2 separate regions of the Mus musculus genome follow, and region 2 is linked to region 1. The links are chromatin loops, found by intact Hi-C in ENCODE. Cell type or tissue: heart. All regions are shown on one strand. Each heading gives the region's core, and the rest is flanking DNA. Links, peaks and the distances in the headings are about the cores only. Region 1 holds the start of Smpdl3b (sphingomyelin phosphodiesterase, acid-like 3B). Region 2 has its middle 19 kb from the start of Ppp1r8.

What was found. Peaks named below come from ENCODE experiments on the same cell type or tissue, not always from the same donor. Only the 100,000 strongest peaks of a DNase experiment are listed, where the experiment ranks them.
Region 2: a loop joins it to region 1, with 4 times the contacts of the local background. A loop is called at or near these places in 1 of 42 quality-filtered maps.

Annotation. Positions count from the first base shown.
Region 1 is chr4:132,755,072-132,759,461 of GRCm38, reverse strand. Smpdl3b (sphingomyelin phosphodiesterase, acid-like 3B) reads left to right here and starts at 2,291. Exons shown (of 8, transcript NM_133888.2): 1 at 2,291-2,477. The coding sequence starts at 2,417. In heart, for the core only: a CTCF peak has its summit at 2,253; a DNase peak (open chromatin) is centred at 2,361; H3K4me3 peaks cover 1,111 bases; H3K27ac peaks cover 740 bases; H3K27me3 peaks cover 873 bases.
Region 2 is chr4:132,822,259-132,826,648 of GRCm38, reverse strand. No RefSeq gene overlaps it. Among named protein-coding and RNA genes, the nearest start is that of Ppp1r8, 19 kb to the left of the region's middle. In heart, for the core only: CTCF peaks have their summits at 2,471 and 2,890 (motif pointing right); DNase peaks (open chromatin) are centred at 2,468 and 2,888.

The DNA of each region.
Region 1 (4,390 bases), core at 129-4,128:
GAAAATGGGCCAAGACAACTTCTGTACCTCAGACACCGTGCCCTTTTCTTCCCGTGTTCATCCTTCGGAGATGCAAATTGGGCTGTCTGTTTTTTCTTCTCTTTTTTAAGATTTATTGGGCTGGAGAGATGGCTCAGTGGTTAAGAGCACTGACTGCTCTTTCAAAGGTCCTGAGTTCAATTCCCAGCAACCACATGGTGGCTCACAACCATCTGTAATGGGATCCAATGCCCTCTTCTGGTGTGTCTGGAGAAATAAATAAATAAATAAATAAGAAGGGGCTGGTGAGATGGCTCAGTGGGTTAGAGCACCCGACTGCTCTTCCGAAGGTCCAGCGTTCAAATCCCAGCAACCATATGGTGGCTCACAACCATCCGTAACGAGATCTGACTCCCTCTTCTGGAGTGTCTGAAGACAGCTACAATGTACTTACATATAAAAAATAAAATAAAATAAAATAAATAAATAAGAAGAAAGAAGGAGAAGGAGGAGGAGGAGGAGAAGGAGGAGGAGGGGATGCTGGAGAGATGGCTCCACGGTTGTTAAGAGCCCTGGGTACTCATCCAAAGGACCCAGGTTCAATTCACAGCATCCAAACAGCAGCTCACAACTGTTGGTAACCCCTGTTCCAGAGGATCAGCCACCCTCACACAGACATACATTCAGGCAAAACACCAATGCACATAAAATAAAAATAAATTAAAAAAAAAAGATTTATTTAGGCTGGGCGTGATGGTGCACAGGAGGCAATCCCAGCACTCAGGGTACTCAGGAGGCAAAGGCAGGCAGATCTCTGTGATTTCCAGGCCAGCCTGGTCTATGGATCGAGTTTCAGGACAGTCACCCTGCTACAGAGAAACCCTGTCTTTAAAAAAGGAAAAGAAGAAGAAAAGAAAAAAATCATGTTTTATATATATGAGTATTTTCCATATATATATATGCATATATATACATACACACACACATATATATGCATGCATATATAATATATATATATATGCATGCACTATGGCACTGTGTGTGTAGTGGCACTGAATGCCCTGGAACTGGAGTTAAAGACCGCCTTTACCCTCTATGTAGTTGATGGAAACCAAACCTGAGTCCTCTGCAAGAGCAGCCAGTGTTCTTAACTGCTGAGCCATCTCTCCAGCCTCAACTTTGCCTCTGATCCTCTTCTTGGCTTCCCAAAGCTCCCAGCTCAAACATCTAAGCACAGCCTGGCTCCTGCCTGCTTCAGAGCCTCAGAAGCCCCCATCACTCTTTGCAAAACTCTTCCCCCTCCACTCTTCCTCCTGCCTCACTAACGCTCCTCTCCCACCTCCCACACAACCTGTTTTCTCCTGTGTTCATCAAGTTCAAGCTGGTTAGGCGTGGGAGTGTGGCGGTGAGCTAGACAGTTTGCCTTGCTTGAGTGAAGATCTGGGTTTCATCCCTGTACGGACAACAACAGGAGCAAAAAAACAAAAAGAACAAATAGAAATAAATAAACCACAAAAAGACAAAGCCCAAACCATCCCTAACTGCAAGGGAAAAAAAAAATCAAAACAAAGGGAGTAAGTTTATGTCATCTCCTTCCAGAAACCTCTCATCGCCTTCCTCAGACTTGAGTCACAGCTCTCTCTGTCTTCTCAGGTTAGGTAACTTGCTAAGGAGTGATTCAGCCCTCAGGCTCTCAAGGCATGTTCAGGGGGACAACACCATCTTATCTCCCTTTTGCCCAGTTTCTAGTAGTCCTCATCTCCTGGCACGATCAGCAAATAACTCTGTTTGTTGTTTGTTTGTAATATCGTTTCAGGTAGCCCAGACTGGCCCCAAAGTCATCAAAGTAGCCTAGGATGGCCTTGAACTCCTAATCCTCCTGCCTCAAGAGTGCCAGGGCTATCCTTGAGAGAGGGCTTGCACATCTGGTTTTAAGGCTAGCTTTTAAGGCTCTTTGGTTGCCACAGGTAGCTAATTCATTCATCCATCCGTGTTGCAGCTCTGCAAGGAGAAGACAGTAAGTCGATGGTGCTTCCTGCATTTTCTGGAGGCTGACTGAACCGAAATGCCTTCAATTCGACTAGAAAACTTTAAAGCGTACCTCGAAGATCCTATCATTTTGCTCCTAAGTACTTATGAATTTCTTTCGAAAAGTCGGGGAACTCCAACACAGCACCTTGCAACACAGATGCGGTTTCCACAGAGACCTACAAGCTATTCCAGCGCTCACTGGTGCGTCCCTCCTCCAATCAAGCGCACGCCCTGCTGGGCAAGAGAGGGAAAAGCAAGAGCAGCCATCCGCCAAGGATAACTTGGAACACTGGAAGCAGCCAAACGAGTAGTTCTGCCCAGACACGTGGCTGGCCACAAGGTGGGAACCCGCGGCGCAGACGGACTTGGAGGAGCTTCGGCCGCCCGCCGTGGGGGGATCCAGAGGATGACGCTGCTCGGGTGGCTGATATTCCTGGCCCCCTGGGGAGTCGCAGGGGCTCAACTAGGTAGGGCTGCGGGGGAAACCTGCTTGATTTTTGTTTCGTTCTAGGAACTGGGGCTGGGGTCTGTGCTGCCGGGAACCGTTCACAGATCGTGGCTTTAAAAGGAAAGTAGATTAGAGGTTGAAGCGCAGAGACTTAGCCATCAAGGCTGTTTGTGTGTGTAGCTCAGTTGGGAGACAGAGTTCAACGGCAGTCTAGGATGCATGAAACATTGTTCCAAAAGCAAAACCAAACCAAAAAGTGCTCAAGAGGATTTTAAGTGCCAGGGGCAGGACACAGACTTTGCCAGGGGGACAAGGATCTAGTACATGAAAGCTAGACACTGAGAGGGAGCCGGTGGTCGGGAAGATTCGCGAACTCAATCAGGACACTCAGATAGAAGGCTCTGAGGTACAGTGGTTGTTCAAATGAGCGCGTTCCATCTCTGGGACTCCAGAAAAGAAACACAAAACATTGCCACCGAGAGGTCCAGTTCCCCAAACCCATACGGTGGAAGGAGAAAATCTTATTTCTGCAATTTGTCTTCTGTGGTGTCTGTCCACCCAATAGATAAATGTAAAAGAAAACAAAACCAAACCTCAAACAAACATAAACACAAAAGCATTAGTTAGAAGCCCATCTCTGTACCCTGGATGAGTGTAGGAACCAGGAAGACAGAAAGAAACCAGGAAAAAAAAAAATCAGGACTTAAAGGAAGAAACATTCCCTCAGCTGGGATGACACGATAATCACAGTAATCCAGGTTTTGTTTTTGATTTTTAAAGGCATAGTATTCCAAGGTGACCTTGAAGGGGTTTTTTTTTTTCCCTTGAGATAATGGTCTAACTGTGTAGCCCTGGCTAGCCTAGAACTTACAATGTAGATCAATCTGGCTTTGTACTCAAAGATCCACTAGCTTCTGTCTCTCAAGTGTTGGGATTGAAGATTTGCGCTATCACACCAGTCAAAAGTTACACTTGCTTTTTGAATTACAACTCAGAAATAGGAGGTAGATGTAGTCCAGAAGATCTGTAAGCCACTGCCTAAGAAAGTTTATTGTTTTTACCTGTGTGAGTGTTTTGCCTGCATGTATGCACATGTGTGCCTGCTGCCCCATGGAGGCCAGAAGAGGCCATCAGATTCTCTGGGTCTGGAGTTAAAGACAGTTGTTGGTGCTGGGGAATTGAACCTGGGTCCTCTGTGAAAGCAGCCAGTGCACTTAACCACTGAGCTATCTCTCCAACCCCTGTGCACATGATATATTTTACATAATATCATCGCAACAGCTTAGCTTGTGAAGTATCTTTAATGTCCGTTTTACCCAGAAAAACTGACCTTGAGAGAGTAACTAGCCCAGGGTTACACAGCTGCTGAGTCTGGCCTGAAGCAGGCTGTCCAGCTGTGCTCCGTGTATAATCCGGCACTTTGCCGGAGTAGCCCACTAAGGAAGGCCAGAGGCAATTAACAATTGTTGAGCACTTTCAGTGACCCTAGACTTGGCATTAGGTTCTTGGAAAACTGTCTCTTTAAAACTTATTTGAAAATGAAAAAAATAAAAGTCTTGATCATATATATATACACACACACACACACACACACACACACACACATATATATCATGCCTACACACACACTGTGCGGAGATCAGAGGAGAACTTGCTTGGAGGAGATAGTTCTCTCCTTCCACCTCGTGCGTGACTCATGGGTCCTAGGGATGAAACTCAGGTCATCAGACTTGGTGGCAGTTCCTTCACTGCTGGGCCACCTGGCTGTGCAGGTTATTGAATCTCAGGGAGCTCCCTGTGTTGCTCAGGTTTACCTTGAACCTCTGAGCTCAAGTGAGCCTCCAAGAACCTCCTTAGTAGCCAGCACCACCGGCCCACACCACACCTGGATGTTCCCAGGAGACTGGGTACTGTTACCACCATATTCATTTC
Region 2 (4,390 bases), core at 143-4,142, 67 kb before region 1:
CAGTCGCACAGGTGGACTCAGCATTTGTGGGTTGAGGACAGAAGGACCAGGGGCTCATTGTCATCCTTAGTTTCGTGAAGAGTTCAGGGCCAGCCTGGGCAACACAAACCCTCAACAACAAACCCAACTTCTAAAGAATGGAGATGTGTAACCATAGCACAAAAGATTGGCTTCGCCAGTTTACACAGGCAAGTCCTCTCATGAAGATCTGCAGTGACCCACTGAGATCCTGTGGCGCCATTCACAGCACATCCACTTTGCTAAGGAGACTTGGACTCACATTAACCTGTCTGTGAGCGCCATGGGGAAGTGACATCTGAGTTCAGGTCTGTAGCTGCTTGTGCGAGGGAGGTCCTCTAAATTGTCTATTGCTGATGCTCTCCTGTGCCTGGCTTCGTCTCAGTTTTCTCTCCTGTTCTGGAGTTTAAAATATCCAGTGCCTTTAAAACTACTCAGGAGGCAGAGGCGGAGCGATCCTAGAGTCAGCCTGGTCTACCGAGGACAGTCGCGGAGTTACACAGAAACTGTCTCAAAAATGAATAGAATAAAAACTAGTGGGTTTGGCTAAAGGAATGTCTTCGGTTAAAAGTGCCTGCTGTTCTTGCAGAGAAGCTCAATTCTGTTCCCAGTACAGTTACAACCTAATTGTAATTCCAGGAAATCAAAAGCCTTGACTGCAAGAGCACCCATACATACACATAAAAATTTTGAAAAAGGATCCAGGAGTTGTCTCAGTAAAGTGCCTGGCACCATAAGTACATGAGTCTGAGTCCAAATTCCTTGTCCTCAACTATGTCATAGGCAGATGACCCCTAGCATTGGGAGGGAGTGTGGGAGGCAGGGACCCCACCCCCACCCCCACCCAGAGCTCGTTGGCTATCCTGTCAAGCCAGATCCAAAAATTGGATGCTCAGTGAGAGACTCTCAGAAAACCAGTTGGAGAGTAATGGAGGAATATGTGCACATACCCCACGGGAATGCACACACCCTCAAAAAGTACTTAAAACACAGCTGGGTGGATGATACATGCCTGTAATCCCAGCACTTGAGAGGTGGAGGCAGGAGGGTCACAAGCCCCAGCCTATCCAATGTCATGAGTCTAAGGTCTAGCCTGGGATAGGTGAGACCTTGTTTTAGATGAGCCAGAAAGAAGTGGCCATGCTAAACTGTCTAACTGGAAGGCTATGATAGAGCTCGGAAGCCCATCGAGACATAGAAGGTCAACATGGTTTCCGGATGACGCTCTAGCCGAGCACTGAAGAATTGTACCCGGAAGAGGAGGACCAAGGCTTTCCAGGTAGAGGAACCACTGCGAGGAGCCATCAAGAGGGGAACATAAACAATGGTATAGTCAGTCGCTGGAGGGGAGCAGAGGCTACCACACAAAGGGTCTCTCCTCCCTGCTACTTGAAAACTTCAGCTGGATGCGGTGGCTCACACCTGAAATTTCAACCTGGGGGTCTGAGTTGGGAAGATTGCAAGTTCCAGGCCAACTGGGGCTACATAGCAAGACTGCCTCAAAAAGGAGGACTGGGGAGCTCAGTGGGTAGCGCACTGCTGCCCACACCTGCTGGTGGGATTTCAATCCCTGAAATCTACTGCACACAGCTGTCCTCTGACCTCCAACTGCTATAAACATTCAGGCACACATGTACAAGCAAATATACACACATACATATATACTTGGGAGGCAGAGGCAGGCAGATCTCTAAAGAGTTCAAGGCCAGCCTGATCTACATAATATGTTCTAGATTCCCCAAAGCTAAAACAGTGTCTCAAAAATATTTTTTTGTTTTTTGGGTTTTTTTGCTCGCTTGTTTGTTTTTCAAGACAGGGATTCTCTGTAGCCCTAGCTGGCCTCAAACTTGCTCTGTAGACCAGGGAGGCCTCGAACTCAAGAGATCGGCCTCCCAAGTGCTGGGATCAAAGGCATGCGCCACCACCGTCCAGCTCAAAAAGTGTTCCTAAAGAGTACAAAAGGCATTCTCAGGTATTCAGGAAGACGCAGAAAAGGGTGTACACATGTCACCTCACCCACACTCACCTTCCTCCTAGGGATTTCTGGTGGGACAGTGACTACTTGTGCTAGAATGAGACCCTGATGACAGGTAAGGCTGGCCCTGGTCTGGGGGAGTCTCTCCCAAGTAAGAGACAGGCAGATGTGCTAGGTCCTCCCCACATCTGTCTGTCTAGCAAATTTAGTTATTAGTCCAACTATTTAGAAAAATGAAAAGAGAATATTTTATATTCTTTCTGGCAGAGGTAGAAGGAACAATGTAGCTGTAAATTCTTCCAAAGTGGGTGACACTTGCTGTCGCCAAGAAGTGGAGGAGAGGCCACTTCATTCTGCAGAAGCAATGACATGACACAATGGATGTGAGCCCTGGCATGTAATGGGTGGGAAGGTCTAGTGGCCTGTGTCCTAAAGGGAGCTAGCTGTACTGGGGCTGGGTGCAGTTCCAGCTATCACCAGCAGGAGGGGCTCTGTGTTTACCATTGGAGCCACTCTGCAAGCATACAATTTCCTAAGGCAATTGCTAGGCCAGGACATTGGAAGGAGGGAAGGGAAGGACTCACTGTTGAGCACCCTGCAGAGAATGCTTTCTGTGCATTGTCTCCAGCAGCCCCAAGGGAGGACTGCCTCCACTTTACAGAACTCAAGGGTTAGTGCACACGGCTCACGATGATAGCTACCACAGCACAGGCAGTTCCTGGCTATTGCCGCTGCCACCACTGCCCTTTGTATTCCCAGGACAGGAGACAGTCTAGGATTTTTTGTTCCCTTCATGATGATGATGATGATGATGATGATGATTAGCCTCTTGGTTGTGTCTATGGTGGAGAAAGTGTTATGTGTACACAAGTGCAGTGCCTCCAGAGGCCAGAAGAGGGCAATAGATTCCTTAGAGCTGGAGGTACAGGTGTTTGGAAGAACAGAAGTGCTCTTAACTGCTGAGCCATCTCTCCGGCGGCGGTTTTTAAAATTTTTTTTCTCGTAGCCATTGCCTACCCATCTGTCTCCATCTCTGGGCCTTTTGGTGGTGGGTGAAGCTTTCAAGTACTGAATCCACGCTTGGGTCAGGTGTGGGTTTGGAATGCTCTCCGCTGGGACAAGGGTACTGCCAGGAGGGGCAGGTGAGATGTTTAAAACCACCCTCAAAAGGCTCTCCAGGTACTCCTTGTCACACCTTGCCCACTGCAGTGGCTCTGTTGGAGGCTTCTGCTCTAACCTGCTGTTGACACATGCAGTGCTGACATCCATGCCTCCCTTTTTTTTTTCTGGTTCATCTACAGCAACATTATTATTGTCTGTGGGAACCTGGGAATGTAGTTTAGTTGCTGGAGAGGTTGCTTAGGATGTATGGAGCTCCATTTCCCGGCACCACATACACCGGACGTTGGAGCACGTACCTTTTTTTTTTTTTTTTTAAGACGTATTTATGTATGTGAGTGCTCTATTTGCGTGTATGCCTACATGGTAGAAAATGACATCAGATCTCATTCTAGATGGTTGTGAGCCACCATGTGGTTGCTGGGAATTGAACTCAGGACCTCTGGAAGAGCAGCCAGTGCTCTTAACCCCTGAGCCATCTCTCCAGCCCCGGTAGCACATAACTTCAATGCTAGCTTTTGGGGAGTGAGGATAGAAGAATCAGGAGTTCAGAGATGGAGAGATGCTCAGAATTTAAGATGCACTGACTGCTCTCCCAGAGGTCCTGAGTTCAAGTCCCAGCAACCACATAGTGGCTCACAACCATCTGTAATGAGATCTGGCACCCTTTTCTGTCATGCAGGGATATATGCAGTCAGAACACTGTGTACATAATAAATAAATCTGAAGGAGGAGAGGGAGTTCAAAGCAATCCTGGGCTATGAAGTAAACTCCAGGCCAGCCTAAGCTACATAAAATCCCATCTCAAAAAGGGTGGGCATTAATCCTACAATGCAGGAAAACAAAGCAAAATTGTCTTGACTCTAAAAATAAAAAGCCGGGCAGTGGTGGTGCATGCCTTTAATCCCAGCACTTGGGAGGCAGAGGCAGGTGGATTTCTGAGTTTAACGTCAGCCTGGTCTACAGAGTGAGTTCCAGGACAGCCAGGGCTACACAGAGAAACCCTGTCTCGAAAATCCAAAGGGGGGGGGGGTAGTGCCTTGACTCTTAAGTCCTTAGCAGCTACCTCAGTTCCTGTCCACTTCTTTGCTCCGCTGTGCCCTCCAGGTCTTCCCCCGCCCCCATCCCTCAGGGAATCTTCTCTAGTCCCACTATGGCTCAGATGGTCACATCTGGGTCTCTGCTGAGAGTGCTCTGAAGGCCTTCCATCTGCCTCAGTGACAGGCAACCTAGTGGTTTACAAGCGCCACATGTTCCTCGGGACTTCACCTGTCAACA